2 separate regions of the Homo sapiens genome follow, and region 2 is linked to region 1. The links are chromatin loops, found by intact Hi-C in ENCODE. Cell type or tissue: body of pancreas. All regions are shown on one strand. Each heading gives the region's core, and the rest is flanking DNA. Links, peaks and the distances in the headings are about the cores only.

The links. A loop is a pair of places that touch in the nucleus more often than their neighbours do. Peaks named below come from ENCODE experiments on the same cell type or tissue, not always from the same donor. Only the 100,000 strongest peaks of a DNase experiment are listed, where the experiment ranks them.
Region 2: it touches region 1 in a loop (6-fold over the local background); 73 of 110 quality-filtered maps call a loop at or near these places.

The regions. Positions count from the first base shown.
Region 1 is chr15:45,199,508-45,209,455 of GRCh38, forward strand. It overlaps TRH-GTG1-8 (tRNA-His (anticodon GTG) 1-8), which reads right to left and starts at 977; the gene lies at 906-977. It overlaps TRH-GTG1-9 (tRNA-His (anticodon GTG) 1-9), which reads left to right and starts at 1,644; the gene lies at 1,644-1,715. It also overlaps a transcript of SHF not described here. RefSeq lists enhancers at 139-298, 1,179-1,468, 1,336-1,845 and silencers at 799-1,078, 1,719-1,778, 1,799-1,848. In body of pancreas, for the core only: a CTCF peak has its summit at 5,814 (motif pointing right); a DNase peak (open chromatin) is centred at 5,814.
Region 2 is chr15:45,388,465-45,401,110 of GRCh38, forward strand. It overlaps a transcript of GATM not described here. Among named protein-coding and RNA genes, the nearest start is that of AFG2B, 7.5 kb to the right of the region's middle. RefSeq lists an enhancer at 3,427-3,696. In body of pancreas, for the core only: a CTCF peak has its summit at 5,532 (motif pointing left); a DNase peak (open chromatin) is centred at 5,657; H3K27ac peaks cover 2,500 bases.

The DNA of each region.
Region 1 (9,948 bases), core at 4,787-7,286:
TTGCTAAACACGATTTGAATATTTTCACTTCTACCCTCCTCACCCTCACCCCTAGACGGCAGGAACTTCGTCTGCCTTTTCCAGCTCATCTCTTGGCCCTCCTTCAGTGTCGTTCCCCATGCCTCAATTTCACTCATTCAACTCAACACGTCCTCGAGAAGCGCCTACTACCTGTCAGGCCAGAGCCTTTGGGCGTTGTTGGGGTGGGGACTTACAAAGAAGACAGAAGACTTATAAAGAGGAATTAAGATCTTTCCTTTTCGGTGAAACCTCGTCTCTACTAAAAATACAAAAAAACTAGATGGGCCTGGTGGCGGGTGCCTGTAGTCCCAGCTACTCGGGAAGCTGAGGCAGGAGAATCGCTTGAACCCAGGAGGCGGAGGTTGCAGTGAGCCAAGATCGCGCCACTGCACTCCAGCCTGGGTGACAGAGCGAGGCTCCATCTCAAAAAAAAAAAAAAAAAAAAAAAAAAAAAAAAAAAAAAAAAGATTTTTCCTTTTCAAGACTCCCTTCAAGCCTCTGTACACGAAATCATCCTGGCTGCCTGACAAATTCTCACTGTGCCTTTAAGAGCTACCTTGATCCTCACTTCCTTTGCTAAGCCTTCTTTTCCTATCATTAGGAATCCGCTCCCAGTGCTTCTGTGGAAATTTGTACGTATGTCTACTACAACACTTTTTAAACTGGCGAGTGGTCTGTGCTTTGTCTTCAAGAACGCGCCCAGGCTCAGAGGACCCGGAAGCCTATATCTTTCCAAAGTCCAATTTAGCCAGAGCCAGCGTAAACGTCGCTCTCAAATGTCACAAGGGAATCGGGGTCCATTTTCCACAATGTTGTGAACTCAGGATTAAAAACGGATTGGTACAATAAAACAAACTCCCCTTGCCGTGCCATTGTCCTCACAATGCCGTGACTCGGATTCGAACCGAGGTTGCTGCGGCCACAACGCAGAGTACTAACCACTATACGATCACGGCGAGCTACTAGGGACACAGGACCTCGGCTTGTCGCCTGAACTCTTCTCTGTTGAAAGCCCCGCCCCCTTGCAATGTCATTGATTTGTCATTGTTTGTTCTAGCCTATCTCCACCCTCGCAGCCATCTGAGGGCACGCAAGAGCATTAATCTCTGCTTTCTCGATTTTGGTCCACACTTGCCTGCGCACCAGACACGGTGGCCGATTTCTCCACCGTGGAGGCTGCTCTTGGGGTTCCCCTTACCTCGCGCCTCAAGGAAGTTGTATGGTGGTGGGTCAGAACTGATTTTCCTTCTTGTAAAATTTAAGAGCTCCAGTCCCAGCCAAAGTCGTTCAGATAGCATGATAGTCAGGGCATGGTGAGCGTCAGAGAGACTTTGGGCCACCATTCGGGCGTCCTCAGGGGCTTCACATCATTGCAGGCCCGGCCTCATAGGAATCCTTTGGTTGCAAAGCACTTTCATGTCCCTTCTTTTGCGGTCCGTGCGTACAGCCAAGAGGAGACTTCGGGCTAGGGAGTCCACAGCGCTCCCGGCTGCTCTTGCGGGTGAACGTGGGTGCGGGAGGAACCTGGTAGATAATGGACGCTTAGGAAAGCTGGAATGGCCGCCATCTAGACGAGAAGGGCAACACTGGGTCAGCTGCTCGTCGTGGCGTCCCGGTAGCTCGCCGTGATCGTATAGTGGTTAGTACTCTGCGTTGTGGCCGCAGCAACCTCGGTTCGAATCCGAGTCACGGCATTGTGGAAACAATGGTACGGCAAGGGCCTCTTTTTAGACTTAGAAAGCCACACATTCTTCTGGGAAGCTAACTCTAAAAGCTGTTACCTGGCCAGGGCTGAAATTATAACGGACAATGAAGTGTGCACAAAAAGTTCGGTGCACACTCTGGGGCTTTCCTTTCTCATCTGCTAGTGAATCAGTCACCCCCACCTTCCCCAATATGTGATTATTTTATTTTTGTGTAGTTTCTGTGTGGTACTCTTTATTTTACCCTTGTGAATGACCGAATCATATATTGGATCCTCTAAAAACCTTCACACTAGCTAAAACATCAATACTTTGGGACAAAGGGGTGATAGGAACAATGTGCAAACATTAATTAAGGGTTAGAAGAATGCAGATTAGACCATACGCTGAACCGTTTTGCTTCAGATCCCGTGACAAGTGAAATATATGACTGCACTAGAGGTGCTGGTTCCAGTAGCCACTATGAGGGGTGCTAATGAGAGGTTTGTGGCCTTCATCTCCACAGTCTCCTAGGTGAGAGGGGGTTTTCTCCTGGAGGGTTTTCCCCTAATCTACCTCAAGTTTAAGCACATTTTGTTTGCTTGTTTTATGTGGACCTAAAAAACCCAAACTCAACAAATTCAAGTCTGTCATTTGGCATTAGGCAAAATGGAAGTGAGTTTTGGATTTGACTTTCAGGCAGCTGGTGGTGGCTATGTCACTCTCAAGGAGGGAATGAGAGGGCACTGAGGAATGAGCCTCTCCAGCTCCTCTCAGGTGTCCTGAGGGTGGCAAGGCAAGCCCGAGATCATTCCTGGGAGAGACAGACATTGCAATGGGGTTGCGCCCCCTCTACCCACAATCAATCAGTAAAGAATGAACAGCACTTAAAAGCTAGGCACTGGCTTCATGCCTGTAATCCCAGCACTCTGGGAGGCCGAGGTGGGCGGATCTCTTGAGCTCAGGAGCTCCAGACCAGCCTGGGCAACATGGCGAAACCCTGTCTGTACCCAAAATACAAAAATTAGGGCATGGTGGCGTGTGCCTGTAGTCCCGGCTACCTGGGAGGCTAAGGTGGAAGGATTGCTTGAACCCGAGAGGCAGAGGTTGCAGTGAGCTGAGATCACACCACTGCATTCCAGCCTGGGCGACAGAGCAAGACCCTGTCTCAAAAAAAAAAAAAAAAAAAAAAAAAAAAAAGCAAGGCACTGCGTGGGGGCTGTAATCTCCCCAGGTCTCCAGTCTCCCAGTTCTCTACATTTGGCGAGTTTAAACCACACAACAGGACAGCTCACACCTCGAGAGTGTTCTGCGCAAAATAGAATGGGGAAAGGTGAGCCTGAGAACTTGCCAAGCTTTGGATGACTGATTCAAACGTTATATGTCTAGAAAATCAACATCGCCAACAACAAAAAAAGAACTGGCCAACAGGAATGTGGTGACTTATATTCCTCCAACCCCTCACCAAATAACTGCTGTGACGGATTTCAATCTGTGGGCTGGAATAAGGTGTCAGGGTGGGATGCCAGGAAAGGCTCTGGCTTTTCCCCTGAAGACCAGCCCCCACTGCCCTGCTGCAGGTGCTTCAGTAGGCAATGAGCTGCTCCCACACCCTGAGGAGAAAGTTAGGAGTAGCCACTCTCTAAGAGTACTACAAGGAAAAAGTGTCAACCAAGAGGCTGGGCATGGTGGTTCATGCCTGTAATCCCAGCATTTTGGGAGGCTGAGGTGGGAGGATTGCTTGAGCTCCGGGGTTTGAGACCAGCCTAGACAACATGGTGAGAAGCTCTCTCTATAAAAAATACAAAAATTAGCCAGGTGTGGCGGTGTGTACCTGTAGTCCCAGCTATTCAGGAGGCTGAAGTGGGAGAATTGCTTGAGCCTGGGAGGGGGAGATTGCAGTGAGCCGTGATCATGCCACTGAACTCCAGCCTGGGCAACAGAACAAGACCCTGTCTCAAAAAAAAAAAAAAGCGTCAACCAATAAAACAAAAATCACAAACATTCACCATCTGAGATAACCCACTAGCCATCCATGTCTGAGGTCAGGAATGCTAAAGAAAGCTGAACTGAAAGTGTTGTATTGTGACCTAGTTGCAGGAAGAGTGACACGAGGGGAGGGCTGCCTTTTTGGCAGCTACACGGTAGTCCATGAGATGGGCGCATCCAGCTCTCAACATTTCATAACATCCTCTTCTGAGGTCACTCAGTCAATTTTCCTTACAAAACAGACTTTGATAATGATTTGCCCATTAGACTTCCCTACAGGAAAAAGCATGCTTTGAACAAGCTTATTGGCACTGTTCTCCTAACTGTGGGTGTTTTGGTTTAGACTCATAAGAGTCTGGTTAGCATAATTCATTTCCCTTGTGCCTACTTATCTCTAGGTACACTGACAAAATGGAATGTCAGGGCTGGCAAAGCCCTGCTCCTGGAGACCCTGGCCTGGAATGACCTCATCAAGACCCCGCTGCCCTGGGACACCCTCTCTGAGCAATCAGTCAGCACCCCCTTCCTGTTGGTCCCTTGCTTTTAAAATTGTTTTATGATTTCTGATTCTGGGAATGTAATATTTCCTCCTATCACTTCCAGCTTGAGGTTGGAACTCTTCTCTAGGTCTCAGTGCCAGGAAAGAGGTAGGGTGCTTATACTTAAGAGCACCCTGTTCACACATTCCAGCTCCAGTTGTTCCCATCTTGGTTGGATTTGTTAATTTCTGCAGGTTTCCAACCTCTAAGTCACTTTGAATTTTTTTCCCTTCCATCTGATAGACCCTGAGGTACAGTAGTTGATAGTACTAGACTAGTCCTAACTCTAATTAAGGGGTAGCATAAGTTGGGGATGGTGGCTCACGCCTGTAATCCCAGCACTTTGGGAGACTAAGGTGGGAGGATTGCTTGAGCCCAGGAGTTCAAGACCAGACTAGACAGTATAATGAGACCTCGTCTCTGTTGGGGGAGCTAGCATAGCTTAGTAATGAAGCCTCTGACACCTGAAAGTAGGCTGTTTAAGATTTGAATCTCAACTCATCCATTTACTAACTAGGTGACCCTGGGGAAGCAACATGTCTCCATGCCTCAGTTTTCTCACCTGTAAAATGATTGTAGAATGACTTCTCATCTGTAAAAGGATTGTTATGAAGATTAAATGAATGAATATTTGTAAAGCAATAGTGCCTGGCACTTACAAAGCCCTACTGAAGTTTTACTTAAATAATATAGTAGATGGGAATATAACATAATGAAATCAACTCCTTAAAAATGAACACCCTGGAACATAAACATCCAAATGAGTATTGTGTTTCAAATCAGGCATTCCACTTTCTCCAAACAGCTGCCCAAAATATTTTTGGAATTCTTATTTGGAGATTATTTTCAGGGCTAATTTATAAGCCATATGAGTACATCCACCTCAATATTTATAATCACATTCTATTTTGAAATAACTTTTGACTGCTTTTAAAGCTACCTTCAAAGAGAAAAATGTCACCACTGAGTCTTTTAAGGCACAAAAATTTCAATGACAATGCCAGAAATGTTTTATAAATAACATTCCAGCAAAAGAAAAACAATTTTTTTTTTTTGGTAGGAGTGTGTAGACTTCAAAGGGCAAACCTTGAAAGGGACAACAGTAATTTATAAGCTTCAGATTGTCTGCTTAAACCATCAACCCCACAGCTTCCTGGTTATACTCCCTGGTTATACCTCGTATATCTGGGAGCTGCCAACCCCCACAGGGGCGCAGTGTTGAGCAGCTGCCACTGGACCAGCAGGCTCTGGTCCTGGAAGGCTTGTCCAAAATTCAGAATCTTGATCCACAACTCAGAATTACCCAGTGAAAATCTTCGGTTTTCCACAAGGTCCTCTCCAAGTGATTCATCTGCACAGGAAAGTTTGAGAAGTGCTGCTCTAGCCTAAAGCTCTAATGGAATCCTTCATTGTTCATCTTGTGAGTACTTGGGTTACTAGAAGGGACCTGCCTGAATCTACTGAGCCTCATCAATGGGGATGTCATTGAGGTTTTCACAGTGAGGAGATGGTGATCTGGGAGGGAGTCATCAAAGGGCCCATGTTTAGGGCCGTCTAGGGAGGAGGCAGCACATCTGGATTTCCACTAGAAGGCGCTGTGCCCCAGGAAGTAGTAGTGAAAAGCTGAGGCTGGAAAAGACTCATTTAATTTGCAACATACCACTTCTGACTTAACTGAGCCTGTTCCACAGGGATTCTCTGGGTAATGAGGACTCAGATTTCATCCATCTACTTATCTATCCATTCATCCATCCATCCATCCATCCATCCATCCATCCATCCATCCACTCATTCATTCATTCATTCATTCTTCATTCTTCCCATAAACTAGCATCTCTTAGTTCTTAAGTCATTGGGGGCTGCAAAGCTGTATAAGATACTTCTTGCCTAGAGTAGTTTATTTTTGAGCTGAGTTTGTCAACTGAGATTTGCCCCTCATCCAAAGTCAAGTGACCAGCATAGACTGTTCAATATGCTGTAGTCGGTCTCTTGTTTCTAGGTACTTCTCTCCATATCCACAAAAAGAAACTGTAGGGAAAGATGGTGCAGGACTTTATTCCTGGCATGAGACCTGAAACTAATTCCTGAGTCAGGAAGAATGCAGGAGCTGCCTTGCAGAAGCAAAGGTCTAAATCAGTGGTTTCCAAACTTTTTAGAACTGATAAACTAGGACAAACTTTTCACCACTGAATGAAAAAATGAGGTCAATGTGGTAAGCTTTTAAAATGCTAAATGCATTTAATCCAAAGGACTGTCCTCTAGGCTGAGACAATGACCTTTTTATTTTTGAGGTATTAAAGTGACTTTTATAAAACTATGGAGAAAGTAGGTGATAGGTGTTTTTTTGTTTGTTTTTGTTTTTGTTTGTTTGTTTTTTAGACGGAGTCTTGCTCTTGGCTCACTGCAACCTCTGCCTCCCAGGTTCAAGCGATTCTCCTGCCTCAGCCTCCTGAGTAGCTGGGATTACAGGCATGTGCCGCCACACCCAGCTCATTTTTGTATTTTTAGTAGGGACGGGGTTTCACCTTGTTGGCCAGGTTAGTCTTGAACTCCTGACCTCAGGTAATCCACCTGCCTCGGCCTCCCAAAGTGTTGAGATTACAGGCATGAGCCACTGTACCCAGCCAGTGATAGGTTTTAAAAAACATCTTTTCTTGGAAACGTTTTAAATTGGCAATGTTGGTCTCCAAAATTAGTTTTGAGTTACTGGTCAGAAAAATCTGCAAATACAAAGCTCACTACAGAGTTCAGAGAGCCAAAGCATCAGGCTGAGCAGAAATGGTCCTGGGTGAGTAGGGGGTCTGAGGAGGCATGCTCAGAGGGAGATGTGTTCCTGTTCTGTTGGGCAATGGTCCATGCTGACACCTATCCTCCTGCCCAATAACCAGTAGTGCCTAGTATGATCTGTGCTAGGCCTTGGAGATATGAATTAAATAAGACCCATTCTTACTCTGAGATCATTTTAGTTCGGGGTTAATCAGATGAGTGAAGAACTAATTAGAACTATGCCAGACATATATACAAAGTGTGTTGGAGCTTAGATCGTTGATTCTACCAGGATACAACATTTGATCTGAGTTCCAAGGCATGCATAGTACTTTTCCTGGAAAAGAAAGGGAAAGGATATTCTACTTGGGAGGCTGAGGCAGGAGAATCACTTAAGGCTGAGAGGCGGAGGTTGTAGTGAGCCGAGATTGCTCCACTGCACTCCAGCCTGGGTGAGAGAATGAGACTCTGTCTCAAAAAAGATAAAAAGGAAAGGGTATTCTAGGCAAAGAGAAAGGCATAAGTAAAAGCAAGGAAGTATGATGCACAGATAGCATAGGAAAAGACAAGTTGTAGCTACAACATTAGATATGGAGGGGAGGGAGGCCGGGGAGGGCGGATCACTTGAGGCCAGGAGTTCGAGACTAGCCTGGCCAACATGGTGAAACCCCATCTCTACTAAAAATACAAAAATTAGATGGGTGCAATGGCACATGCCTGTAATTCCCCCTAAAACAAACAAACAAAGAAACAACAAAGATATGGAGGAGAGAGTGGAGGGTGAGAGGCTGGAGCCAAATTTTGATGAATCTCTTACTTGAGTCAGGCCTTTTTCCTGGAGGCTGGTGTTTCTTCACATTTTGTGGTAACATTGCTTTGGGGATCCATTGACAGCCACAGCCTTGTTCTCCAAAGTAATACACCTATGATAAAATATCAGGAATTCACAAATTTCCTGAAGGCTGTCCATAGGCTTTGTGTCAGGCATTGAGGGGAGAGGGGCATTTAAGTTCCCATTTTTAAGCAGAAGAGAGACATAGTCATATCTGTGTTTTAGAAAGGTTAGGTGTAAATGGATAATTATATCCTGATAAAAGTCTTCATTCAGGAGAGACAGAAGAGAATTTCTGCTCCCTGGACTAGTAGTTGATGTTGGAGCTCGGGGACTAATACTCATCTAGGGATGAACGAGGGACTCTTCCCTCAAATCACACCTATAGATGTTTTCTCTTTAGCATGGAGGTAGAGGGGATGAACATGTTGGATAAAAAAAAATGGATATGAGGCTTGAGTGTGTCATCCAGAAGATCACCAAGATGGCTAGATGGTAGAAAGGAGAGCTATATTGGTGATATCAGTTTGCAGCTGGGAAGAGAAAGTCTCCAACGTGGACCAATGGTGCTCTTTCTTCTTCTTCTTCTTTTTTTTTTTTTTTTTTTTTGAGACAGTATTTCATTCTGTCACCCAGGCTGGAGTGCAGTGGTGTGATCATAGCTCACTGCAGCCTTGAATTCCTGGTCTCAAGCCATCCTCCCATCACAGCCTCCCAAGTAGCTGGGACCACATGCACACACCACCACACTCAACTAATTTTTGTATTTTTTGTAGAGACAGGGTTTCACCATGTTGCCCAGTCTGGTCTTGAACTCCTGTGCTCAAGTGATCCACCCACCTCGGCCTCCCAGTGGGCTGGGATTACAGGTGTGAGCCACCTCACCTGGCCTGCTCTTTCTTCAAGGAGGGGAAGGACACGTTGGGTTTTATGCTTCACAGAGCTTGTGTCATACACATTCAGCAGATTTGGGGAAAAGCTATACATATTTATGAGGGAACTCTATGTATGGGCAATGGGTAAACATGTATGTAACATACATGCCACGTTCACTTTGGGGTAGGATTTTGGCATTGAAATGAGGTGGAATTGGCTCCACATCAAAAGATGAACTATAGGACACCAAGGCAATTTGTGCACAGCCTCTATAAGCTGTCTGAAACTGGCTTAAGGTCTGCAATAGCTTCTGAGAAAAGAATATTTGTAAGGCTGGTCCTCTGTCTAATCAGACTTGGGGTCTGGGTTGTAAATCAGAGCTCATAGCTCCTATTATTAGAGACCTTAGCCATAGGAATTTAGCAATTTGCTATGCCAGCCGGCACCTTGGACCCATAGGTAAGTTACTTTCCTTAAGCTTTGAGTCTGTCTTACTTGATAATGGTGCATCCATTTTGGTCTCTCAGATCAAAAGAGGAAGATCTAATATCAAGTGTATAATGTTTTCTAGAGTCAGGGTAGCCAAAACAGCATGAAAAGAGACGTATCCATGTTATACTGATATTGTTAGCATTGAGCATTTGACATGATGGTACAATGTGCAAATTTCAAATGTAATTTTAAGTTAAAAGGGAAAGATACATACAAAAATTGCAACAATCTGACTTGAATTTCTTTTATTTCCAAACTTTCTTCTAAATTTCAGTCATACTGGCCACGGTGTTTCATGCCTGTAATCCCAGCTGAGGCGGGTGGATCATAAGGTCAGGAGATCGAGACCATCCTGGCTAATGTGGTGAAACCCCATCTCTACTAAAAATACAAAAAAATTAGCCAGGCGTGGTGGCGGGCGCCTGTAGTCCCAGCTACTCGGGAGGCTGAGGCAGTAGAATGGTGTGAACCCGGGAGGCGGAGCTTGCAGTGAGCCGAGATCGTGCCACTGCACTCCAGCCTGGGTGACAGAGTGAGACTCTGTCTCAAAAAAAAAACCAAAAAACAAACAAACAAACCCCAAAAATTAGCCAGGTGTGGTGGTGCGCACCTGTAATCCCAGCTACTCGGGAAGCTGAGGCAGGAGAATCACTTGAACCCAGGGGGTGGAGGTTGCAGTGAGCCGAGATTGCACCATTGCACTCCAGCCTGGGCTACAGAGCGAGACTCCATATCAAAAATAAAAAAATTT
Region 2 (12,646 bases), core at 4,266-6,765, 190 kb after region 1:
AACATTCTTTTTCTGTTCCAATATCCAATCCAGGATACCACACTATATTTCGTTGTAATGTCTTCTGTGATTGCCTCTGCTCTCTGACAGTATCTTAGTCTTTCTTTGGTTTTTCAGGACTTCGTCAGTTTTGAGGAAAACTAATCAGATATTTTGTAGTCTATGCTTTGAACTGGGTTTATGTATTTCTCATGATTGGACTGGCATTATGGAGTTCTGGAAAGAATACTACCGAGATGATGTGCCCTTTTCATCGTATCGTATCAGGTAGTATGTAATATTCTCATATCACTGATGGTATTAACCCTGTCATTTGCTTAAGGTAGTGTCTGCCGGGTTTTTCCTCTGTAAAGTTGGTTGGTGTTTTTTCCTTTTCATACTTTATTCTTTGGAATTGAGTCTCCGAGACCAACTCCCCTGGAAAGGAAGAGGGGTTTACATACATATATTGCTTGGAATTCTTCTGCAAGGAAGATTTATCTCTTTTCCTCTCCTTATGGAAAATTTAGTTTGATAAGTAATAATTTTCTTAGTTGGAGGAAGTTAAAGTTATAATTGTGCAAGACAGTAACGTTTGGCAGATATAAAATAGTTGGAATATGAGTTTAAAAGATAAAGCCCTCCTTAGGGGATATCATCATGGCCAACACATTTCATATCAATAAACTTTCCAGACAACTGAAGCTTTTTCCTTTAACACTAAAAGTTTTTAAATATATAAACTTCTCCCATTTGTATGGCTGCCTTTCTAAGATGAATTAAATACTTTTCATCTTCTTGAACAGAATATCCTGAACACAATTTAACCTTTTTACAAAAATTGGTCATTATACTGAAATTCACAGCAGTGATGACGGTTGAACTTGATGACCTCTAAGGTTTCTTCCAATCCAAGTTTCTATGGTTTGATAACTATCCAACAAAATTAATGAAGCTATGCTCCCAAATAATCAAAGACTTCTTGTTTTTGCAGGGTTTTTTGTTTTGTTTTGTTTTTTAGACAAAGTCTTGCTCTGTTGCCCAGGCTGAAGTGCAGTGGCACAATCTGGGCTCACTGCAAGCTCCACCTCCCAGGCTGAAGTGATCCTCCCACCTCAGTCACCTGAATAGCTGGGACAGCAGGTGCATGCCACCATGCCCAGGTAATTTGTGTATTTTTTGCAGAGATGGGTTTTTGCCATGTTGCTCAGGCTGACTTCTTGTTTTTAACTTAAGGTTTGTATCTTGGAGTAGTGGTACAGAAAGTCTCAGCCTCACTTCTAGACTAGAAAGAAGCAATAGGTATTCTTACAAAGGCATCCAGGGATGCACATAGGAATCACTTGGGGAGCTTGTTAAAAGGCAAATTCTGATTCAGGCCTAAGATTTTGCATTTCTTTTTTTCTTTTTTCTTTTTCTTTTTCTTTTTTTTTGGAGACAGAGTCTCACACTGTTGCCCAGGATGGAGTGCAGTGGCGTGATCTCAGCTCACTGCAACCTCCACCTCCCAGGTTCAAGCAATTCTTGTGCCCCTGCCTCCCGAATAGCTGGGACTACAGGCACACACCCATCTAATTTTTGCGTTTTTAGTGGAGACAGGGCTTTGCCATGTTGGTCAGGCTGGTCTCAAACTCCCGGGCTCAAGCGATCCGCCTGCCACAGCCTCCCAAAGTGCTGGGATTACAGGCATGAGCCACTGTGCCCAGCCAAGATTCTGCATTTCTAACAACCTCCCACGTGATACCCATGCTGCCAGTCCATAGGTCACATGCTGAGCAAGGACTTAGGGAATCCCACACACCAAATATTGTGGTCTGGCTGTTGACAGGGCTGGTGAGTTCCTAAGGCAGTTGGAGCTTTTCTCTCATGCTGCAAAATATTTTAGACATGGATTGTTTTTTAAGTACAGTTGAATATTACAAAAAGAAGGAGCTAGGTGACAAAAATTAAAAACACATTCCTCTAATAGAAACCAAAGAAAGGAATGAAAATTATTTTCCTTAAATGACCTTTGATGCTATGGTTCCTTTGATTCAGTGAAAGGAGGTATCCAGATCACATCAAAATGACAATAAGCTAGTATTATCATCAGTTGTGTGGAGAGAAGGTCTACTTCTAGAACTTGAGGCTTCTTACCCCAAAATTGCACTTGAGGATTTTAGGACAGCATCAATGCACATTTTATAACATTGTTTCTGCTACTATTTTCTCATAAGCAGAAGTCTGTCCTTTAGGATTTAAGCCATAGTAGCCAACCCCTTAGCCCTTTCAAATTAAGCTGATAAGATACACAGAATCTACTTATTTAAATATAAAATGAAGTATATGATTCCTGAGTGAAATACAGTGCCTTTATTAGGGCAACTAATAAAGGTCTTTCAACTATGAGAAGTCTTTCACATCACTGTATGGATGACCACACAGCCTGTCTGAGACAGTTCCAGTCAGAAGTGCAGTGCTCAGGGAAGTGCACCATGAATGCAGATGTGGAGATCAGAATTGACCTGGAGATCACTGCTTGACCATTAACTACTTGGATAACCTTGAGCAAGTCACTTAATCTCTCCACGCCTACTTGTACAAACTAGTTAACCTCAAGGTTCTGTTGAAGTCCTAGTTTCTCACCATTCTATTCTAATACCTTAGAAAGGTATTTTGTATACGTTTCAAAACAACGTTGGCTGGGAGCAGTGGCTCATGCCTGTAATCCCAGCACTTTGGGAGGCCAAGGCAGGTGGATCATCTGAGGTCAGAAGTTTGAGACCAGCCTGGCCAACACGGTGAAACCCCATCTCTACTAAAAATACAAAAAAAAAAAAAAAGCTGGGCATGGTGGCACATGTCTATAATCCCAGCTACTCTAGAGGCTGAGGCAGGAGAATTACTTGAACCCGGGAGGCGGAGGTTGCATTGAGCCAAGATCGTGCCACTGCACTCCAACCTGGGTGACGGAGCGAGACTGTATCTCAAAAAACAACAACAACAAAAACAATGCTCATCTCTTTTTATAATGCCATGAAGAGAGCTGATTTTGCCAACTTTGTGCCTAACCGTTGAGCAAGTAGTAGCTTGAATGTTATCTTACACCAAGTAATCAGCAGAGGAAAAATAGCTGAGATTTTGACTTCATTTCTTGAATAGATTTGTTTGTGTGTATAAGCTAGCCAGTGGTTTAGTTAACACTGTGCAGAATTATTGCCCCAGACAATTACTAAAGATCAAAGTTTGTAGCATGAATTATACCACTTGGTAAGATTCTGCATTTCTCATAACTGAGTAACAAATTTATATTAGAGTTGGTGTTAGGCAAAAGTGATTCTGGCTTCATTGATTGAATTGTAGAAGGCAAAGAGAAAAACTGCCAATTGCTGCCTAAAAAATTTTCAAGTTCTTCTGCTAAAGAAAAAAAAACACAAAAAATAAAAGGATACAAAAGATTTTAGGTTGGCAGATGTGTACCTCAGACAGTGGCAGGCCCTATGGCAGAGTAAAACACAGTATACCATCATAATAAAGAGTGTGGGCTCTGGAACCAAACTACCCAGCTTTAAAGCCTGACCCTACAATTTAAGCTGTATGACCTTGTGTAAGTGACTTAACCCTTCTGTACCTCAGCTTTCTCAAATATAATAAGGATAATAATAGCATGTAACTCATAGAGTTATGATTAAATGAATTAATACATGTAAAGCACTTAAAATAACCACTCACATGTTAGCTACTGTTGTTATTAGGAACTGAAATGGGCAGAAGGGGAACTAGTCAGGACAGGAAGGCAAACTTGGTGACAGAAAGGAAGAAAAAGATGCTGAGAGCAAGCTTAGAAATGAGGAAGAAGGTACTTTCCGTATCTGGTTCCTACAGTGCGCATTCTCTCTACGTGACTACAACACTCTTGTGGAAAACTTTCTGCATGTGTATGCACGTGCGTGTGCGTGCATGTGTGTGTGTAATGTTTCAAAATGATTTCATACATATCATCTCATTTGATTACCAGCAGTCTACAGAGATAAAGTCTCTATGTAACCTAGCAAATTACTTCTGGCTGTCACAGAACGTGGGGTAGGTAAACACAGGATGAATCCTGAGAGCACCAAAGCACAGCATAGAAGAGCACCCACAACAAGCCATTCATTCCTAGATAGATTCTGAGAAGTAGGATGCTGGGTTTTTTTATGTATCACCAGGGATGTAATGTGGGGCCACATCTTTGTTTCCCAAGATGATCTCACCATAAATTTCCCAAAAGCATTGTATTTGATCATCTTCATATCTTCACATTCACCAAATGTACTTCATGTTCCTTTGCAGTAAGCATATTTTGTATGCCTGCCTAGCCTTTATTATGTATCAGATCCACTTCAAAGTAGCCACTCTGTTGAGCCCTGGAAGATACTTGTATTGCTGTTTTCTTCTTTTTCAAATACAATTTGAAAATTTAAAATACAATTAGGGGATCAGTAGAAAACAGCTATATGGTGATGACATAGAACAATCTCTAGCCAAGTAATGGGAAATATGTCTCAGAGAGGTCACTGGCTTATTACTATTAATTAAAATAATAATTAACACTGACCACTTAATATGTGCCTGGCAGTAGCCAAGTGCATTACATGAATTTAGTTATCATGATATTGTGGTATTCCCAGCATATAGCAAATGGTAGGAGCTCAAGAAATATTTGTTGGATAAATGAACCTATGAGGTAGGTATTAGTTTTATTTCCATTTTACAAATGATTAAAATCAGGTGTAAAATTTTAAAGCCTTGTCTAAGGTCACATAACTATTAATTGGTGGGTGTGGTTTGCAAAGCCAGATTTGGTTATAGCGTAGCATAGTGTAGTGGTTCAGAGTGGAAACTTTGGAGCCAGCCAAGCCACTTAGTTTTGAATCCTAGGTCTGCCACTTACTAGCTGTGTGAACTTGGGAAAGCTACTTAACATTTTGCGCCTCAGTTCTCTCAACTATAAATTAAAAAAAAAAAATAGTTCCAACCTCCCAAGGTTATTGGGAGGATTAAATGAGATCATACTGTAAACACTTACAACTGTACCTGGTACTCTATCTGTGTAGCTATTACTGTTTATTGGAGCCTTACATTACATGCCAATAGAGCTTTTACCCTTCAAAAGAAATTTCTATAAATTATCTCATAACATCCTGATAGATGATAATAATTACAATGAACATCATACAGGTTGAGTATCCCTTATCTGAAGTGCTTGGGACCAGAAGTGTTTTGGACTTTGGATTTTTTTGAATTTTGGAATATTTGCATTATACTTAACTGATTCAATATCTGGATTCAGAAATCCAAAATCTGAAATGCTGTAATGAGCATTTCCTTTGAGCATCATGTCAGCACTCAAAAAGTTTTTGATGCTGAGCATTTTGCATTTTGGATTTCTGGATTAGGAATGCTCAACCTGTAGTATGTCACTTAATCTCACAATAATCTATTTCAAAGATTTTAAGAATCAGGCTCAGAAAGGTTAAATGAATTGCTCAAGACCATACAGCAAGCCAGTAGCAATGCTAGCCCCTGCTGGAAGAAGGTAGAATGAAAGATCAAAGATGACTAACACATAGCATCAACTCTTACAATCAGGAGGGAGTAGAGCAGAGGTCCCCAACCCTTGGGCCACAGACCGCTGCCAGTCCACAGCCTGTTAGGAACCAAGCCACACAGCAGGAGGCGAGCAGGACTGAGCGAGCATTACCACCTGAGCTCCACCTCCTGTCAGATCAGCAGCATTAGATCATCATAGGAGTGTGAATCTTACTATATACTGTGAACTGGCATGCAGAGGATCTAGGTTGTGCGTTCCTTATGAGAATTTAATGCCTATCTGATGATCTGAGGTGGAACAGTTTCATCCTGAAATCATCCTCCTGCCACACCCCATCTGTGCAAAAATTGTCTTCCACAAAATCGGTCTCTGGTGCCAAAAAGGTTGGGGACTGCTGAAGTAGAGGAAAGACAGACAGGAAAACAACTAACTCAAGGCAGAATTAAGCCAAGTGCTAAAAAGGTGGGAAGGTTACATGTTGAGGAAAACCAGAGGAAGAATTGTTGAATTCTATCTGGGCGTAGTGTGTTTGCCAAAACTTCATTCCAAAGGCACCAGGCGGGTCAGGCACTATTTCATGGTTCTGAAACATACTGAGTTCACTCAAAGTCAGAAAAGTTTGCAGGTCTATAAAGAAGTGGGACAAAGAAAATTCTGAAAAATGCCTAGGCATTCATGGCTACTCTCACATATTTTAGGGTGTGGGAGGGAAACAGTGACCTTCATTTCAATGGACAAATGAAACATTCAGTACCAAGGATGGGGTGAATAATGTAATTATTCTAAACAAAGTTCCCTATCTGCTCAGTTTGAGAGGATTCAGAACACGTATCTTCATCCTTTTGTCTTCAGTTTTGCTATTTTGGAACCCAGCGGGTCATTTCTTTTGGAGTCAGCCCTCCCATTCCAAGGCTAAAAGGTCATGAGATCTCTCTCTCCCCTGTCTCTCAGGGCTTGCATTGTTTTGGCAAGATCTTGTCCATCAGTGAGAAATAATGGTGCAGCAAACAGATATTTCTGTCTCCTCTGTCTGATTTTAGTGTCTTAGAAAGAAGAAATCAAGACTTCATCCCATTTTTTGGATGGGGTGTAGCAAAGCACTAGAGGAAACTTTGATGAAATGGATACCTGAGAATTAATATGAATAAGCCATTTGCAGACAATCTCTATCCTATCTGTAGGCTGGCCTTGTTTCTGGCTCAGTCCCCAAGACCAGGTCATATTTAATATTAGGTCAACTACTAGACAAGTCTGAGTGTTCTAAAGATCTAAGAGTTATTATAGCAGGCTAAAATTCTCAACTCTAATATACCTTAGGTATAAAACCCAAACCAATTTTTTTTAGATTTTTCAAGCTCATTCTCCTAGATTCAAATAAAAACTAAGTGGATTTCTAGTATTTGAGGAAACAGACAGATTTAACTATTAAACACCTAGCATTTTGCTCAACGCTGGGATGGGGAACAAAAATTATAAAAGATTAGAAAAAAGAGGTACAAATTCCCAAATCACTTAAAGATCTCACTGGAAAAATAATACAAAGTCACTTTAAACAATTGTCTAGCAATGCAAACAGAATGCAACTAGATGCATAAATGTATGGACAGTGCTACAGGACCTCAGATTAAGACAAGAACAATTTGAACTAAAGATGTGAAATACATCTTCCTGGAGGGAAGTTAAATTTGCATTAAGGATTTATAAATGAATGTCCTGGAGTAAAGCATTTACTTGGAGGAGAGAATACCATTAACTCTGCCCTGTCCACCATTGTACTATAGTGCTCTGGATGTCATTCCCTCCCATTTACCGCACATTTCCTGGTACAGAATGAATAAAAAAAAAATGGCATTCAAGCTTTCCACGACTAAGTCCCATTTTACCAATCCAGCCTTGCTGCTACTCATTCATTCATTCAACATATCTTGATTTTACACTTAAATCCTTTAGGTACTGTGGTAAGTACAGAGCACCTGGAGAAGAGCAAGACTCATTTTCTGTCCTTAAAGGGTTTAGAAAGACAAGGATACCACAACTAAAACATAATACGATAACTGCTCTAAGAGGTACGCACAGGGTATCAAGGAAACTCAGAGCAGGAATACTTATCTTGGAGGAGGGAAAGCGATCGAGGAAAGTTGATAAACTTGCCTTGAAGTTGCTATGAATAAACCATTTCTGGACAGTATCTTCCTTGTTCCTGGAGCCTGGTCTTCTCTCTGGCTCAGTCCCCAAGATCTGATCTTACACAATACTGGGTCAATGCTTAGACAAGTTTGAAAGCTCTATAATTCATTTAGATAAACTAAATTGTCAGATTTAATATAACTCAGATATAGTCCTCAAACCAGTCAAAGTATAAGAGATTTTTCTTGGCTGGTTTAATATAGTTACAATTTAGGGAGAGATTGGAGGGATGGTGTTTAATTAGGACATTTTCGCAATGATCCAATAAAAGTAACAAAAATTCCTATTGATGGTAGAAATAGAAAAGAGTAGATGAATGTTTAGATAAGCTGGCAGCACACAGTTTCCAAAGGTATGGTATAGTCAGTCTTAAGATACAGTATTTGGGCTGGGCACAGTGGCTCACACCTGTAATCCCAATACTTTGGGAAGCTGAGGTGGGCGGGTCATGAGGTCAGGAGATCGAGACCATCCTGGCCAACATGGAGAAACCCCGTTCCTACTAAAAATACAAAAATTAGCCGGGCGTGGCAGCATTGTGCCTGTAATCCCAGCTACTCGGGAGGCTGAGGCAGGAGAATCACTTGAACCCAGGAGGCAGAGGTTGTAGTGAGCTGAGATCACGCCACTGCACTCCAGCCTGGGCAACAGGGTGAGACTCCGTCTCAAAAAAAAAAAAAAAAAAAAAAAGCCATAAGTATGGTAAAGATAATACTGACCTTCTGTTAATTTCTTAAACACAAAAAGCATATTCCAATCTCAGGGCATTGGCACAGGCTTTTCCCTCTTCCCTTTCCTCTTCCAATTCTTCTGCTTGGTTTCTACTTATCCTTCACGTCTCAGCTGGAATGTCACTTCCTCAGAGACCTTCTCTCCTTTCCTGTTGTGAAGTAAGAAATATATATATGGTCTCTGCCTCTAGTCTCTGGCCTAGAGCTCCCAACACCCTTGTAATTTCCTGAGTTACAGGGGTGCTAGGAGAATCTTTGGTTCTAATGTTTGGTCTTCACTCTCGTTCCTGACATGGAGCTCTTAAATCCCGTGGACTTTCCTGAGTGATAGGAGCAGTCTTTTGTTCTACCAAGGCAATTCTTGCCCGGCTCCTAGATGAGGGCTGGTCACCGGAAAGCCCAACCATGATCATAAACTTGGAGCTTTCAGCCCCTACCTCCATTCTCCAGAGAGGGACGGAGGCTGGAAATTGAGTTAATAATTGATCATGCCTACGTGATGAAGGCCCCATAAAAATCCCTTAACTATGGGGTTCAGAGAGCTTCCAGGTTGGCAAACACACATCCATGTGCCTGGAATGTGGTACATACCAACTCCATGGGGACAGAAGCTCCTGTACTCAGGACCCTTCCAGATCTCACCCTTTGTATCCCCTGGCTGTTCATCTGTATCCTTATTACATCCTTTATTAATAAGCCAGTAAATGTAAGTAATGTGTTTTCCTGAGTTCCATGAGCCATCCTAGTAAATTAATAGAACCTAAGAAGGGGGTCATGGGAAGCCCAATTTACAGACCGTCCCTGGTCAGAAGCACAAGTCACAATCTGGAACTTGTGATTGGCATCTGAAGGTGGGGGGCAGTCTTGAGGGACTGGGCCCTGAACCTGTGGAGTCTGATGCTATCTCCAGGTAGATAGTCTCAGCATTGAATTGAATTAGAGGACACCCAGGTGGTATCTGTGGGAGAATTTGCTTGATATGTGGGGAACTCCCCAACCAACACCTGGTGTCAGAAGTGCTGTGTTGAGTGGCTGAGTGGTGTATGAGAGTAGGAAAAACAATTTGTTTTGTTTTTCCTATCCTTAATACCTGTTTAAAGTAGCCCTTTTCCGTTTATTTCTTTCAAAGCAATTTTCATCACCTTTAATTATCAGATTTATTCACTTGTTTACTTCTTCAATGTTTGACTTCCCAGTAGACTATAAGCTTCATGAAGGCAAGGATTACAGTGTTTTTATTGTTGTTGTTTGCCACCAAATACTCAGCCTCTGGTATAGTAACTAGCAAGAAGTAGATGTTCAATAAATATTTGTTTTAATAAATATATAATTATTATGTTTGTTGAAAAGTGTGAACCAACATCATAGGGAAAAATTACCTTAACATTAACTTCTAAAAAATGATGAATCAAGCAATTTCCTGAAAATGTGCAAGAACAGACTTTCAGAATGATGTTCTATGAACTGTAGTCTGCAGGTCATTTGAAATCCAGCAAATATTTTCATCCTCCTTCTTCTGATTCTATAACTTATTCTATATCTAGAATTACTCTAAAGACTAATTCTAACCTGGATACAAGATAAAAAGTAAAGATGGAAGATTCTAAAGAACAATTTTAACAATGTCCCATTTAGGGGGATTTTCATTACATACTTTATGAACACAGGTTCGGCATATTAGCTATCCGTGGAAATAAGTCACTTACTACATCTACATGAGCATGTTGAGATGAAAGTGTTTGCAAATCATGCTTTTTCAAGGGTGGCTAAACAAATCTCTATTCATCTATTACAACTCATAGTCATTGCTAATGTTCAAATATATTAGGGTTGAACATAACACAAAAATGGAAATGCTGGAAAGATTAACATTATTTAATCTACAGATGACTCATGCTACTGGTTTAACCATTTTCTTTAGATTTTTTTCATATACAGGAATATATTTTTATATACATATATAATATGCTGAAGGGACAAAAATATTGCATGATCATTATCCTAAAGAAACAGATTCCAATTATTTCTTTTGAATTATAGACTTACAGTTAATTAAGAATTTTTATAGTTAATTAAAAATTAGACAGATTGTAACCTTGAATGTAACAAAGGACATAAAGAGAAACCATTTGTCACATGTACCTTTTCGGGAAAATCTCACAAAAGATTTTGTTTGGCAAAGCTATTTGAAACAATTTAAAGCTAGAAATGTTTCTAGGCTATAGCAAGATGAATTCCATCGGTTTGGATTTTGACCTACCACTAAATTTTGGATTTAGGAACAGTCTCATTTTTATACTTAACACAAAAATTAAATTTTAACTTAGAAACTGAGTTTTACACAGCTTGAGGCTTGTGAAAAATTATGTGAAAATAAGTCAGTTACTGCTAGGGTCTCAGTGTTTGTGTCCTCCACAAAATTCATTTGTTGAAATTTTAACCCTTGAGATGATGGTAGTAGGAGTCAGGGCCTTTTGGGAGGTGATTAGGTCACGAGAGTGGAGCCCTCATGAATGGGATTAGTGTGCTTATAAAAGAAACATGAGGGAGCTAGCTAGTCCCTTCCACCATGTGCAGGTACAATGAGCTGTCTCTAGACAGGGGGCCCTTACCAGTCATGGAATCTGCCAGTGCCTTGTCTTTGACTTCCCAGCCTCCAGAACTGTAAAAAATAAATTGCTGTCATTTATAAGCTACCTCGTTCGTAGTATTTTGTTACAGCAGCCTGAACAGACTAAGCCAGATAATATATAGAGACAACAGATGGCTTCATACACCTAGGTGTGAATCCTGGGAAAATTGAGTGGAAACCACAGTTGAGAACACCAACGTCCTAACAATCCTGTAGCCTTCAGGCTTAGTTGGTTCTGGACTCCCTCTAGTGGTTCAATTCTAGTGCTTTAATTGATGTTCTTCAATTCATAGAATTAACAAATTTCTGGTCAGATTAAAAACAACTAAGCAAAAGAGCCACACAACTCCCATTAGAATGGTTTACCACAAGGAGGCCAGGTGCAGTGGCTCATGCCTGTAATCTCAGCACTTTGGGAGGCTGAGGCAGGTGGATCACTTGAGGCCTGGAGTTCGAGACCAGCCTGGCCAACAGGGTAAAACCCTATCTCTACTAAAAATCCAAAAGTTAGCCAGGCGTGGTGGTAGGCACCTGTAATCCCAGCTACTTGGGAGCCTGAGGCAGGAGAATTGCTTGAACTTGGGAAACAGATGTTGCAGTGAGCTGAGATCCTGCCATTGCACTCAAGACTGGGTGACAGAGCAAGACTGTCTAAAAAATAAATAAAATTTTAAAAATAAAAAGAATGGTTTATCACAAGGAGATTATGTCATTGAATGGCATGATAAATATGGATGTTCAGATGGCTGAAATCATAGTGTTGCAAATGGTTAGACCTAAAGGGACAGAATGGATTTTACTGGATGATTGGGAAAGACATTTATAGTTTTGCTCAGAGTGAGTGGATAAGAGCTGAAGGCCCAGTAACAGAATTCCTTGTTGCTTTTGTTTGCAACCTATGGTAAAGACTGGATCTTTTAGAGAAAGAGTGAAGTGAAATAATATTTCCTGTGCATATGGATTCTATAAGGTCAGAGGGTTCTTGTTTGACCTTGTATAAAATCAACCTCTTAGACCAACCAAAAGCAACATGTAGTTTCCTTCTCATCATATTCCTAATAGCATAGTTTGTGCCTCTGTTTTAAACCAATTCAGAAAATTTTGAGGCCGATTTAACTTTATTGGCTCCCTGTTTTGGCTTTGGTTATTCCACTCCATTAAACCTTTACTTCTTGGCCATTTCTGCACTGTAAATATAAGTAAATCTACTAACTCTTTTACATGAGATCCCTTTACATATTTAAGACAGTTATCCTGTCCTCAGTAAGTCTTCTTTCCCTCTCCCAGATCCTTAAAGCTTCTTGGAGCTGAATAGAAGGAACTCGATGAGGTACAGGCTTCTGATAAAATAACTTGATAGGCATGTAATTCACACCTTTAGGGGTCGGTAAAAACGATGGCTTTTTTTTTATTTCAAAAAATGCAAAGCTGTTATTTAAAAGTCCCCAAACCAAAAAGAACTGAAGCCAATGGGATTAAGAGGAAAAAAGAAAACAGGAAGTAATGGGTGACTTATCCATTTCAAGACCTCCTCCTGCTATTTTC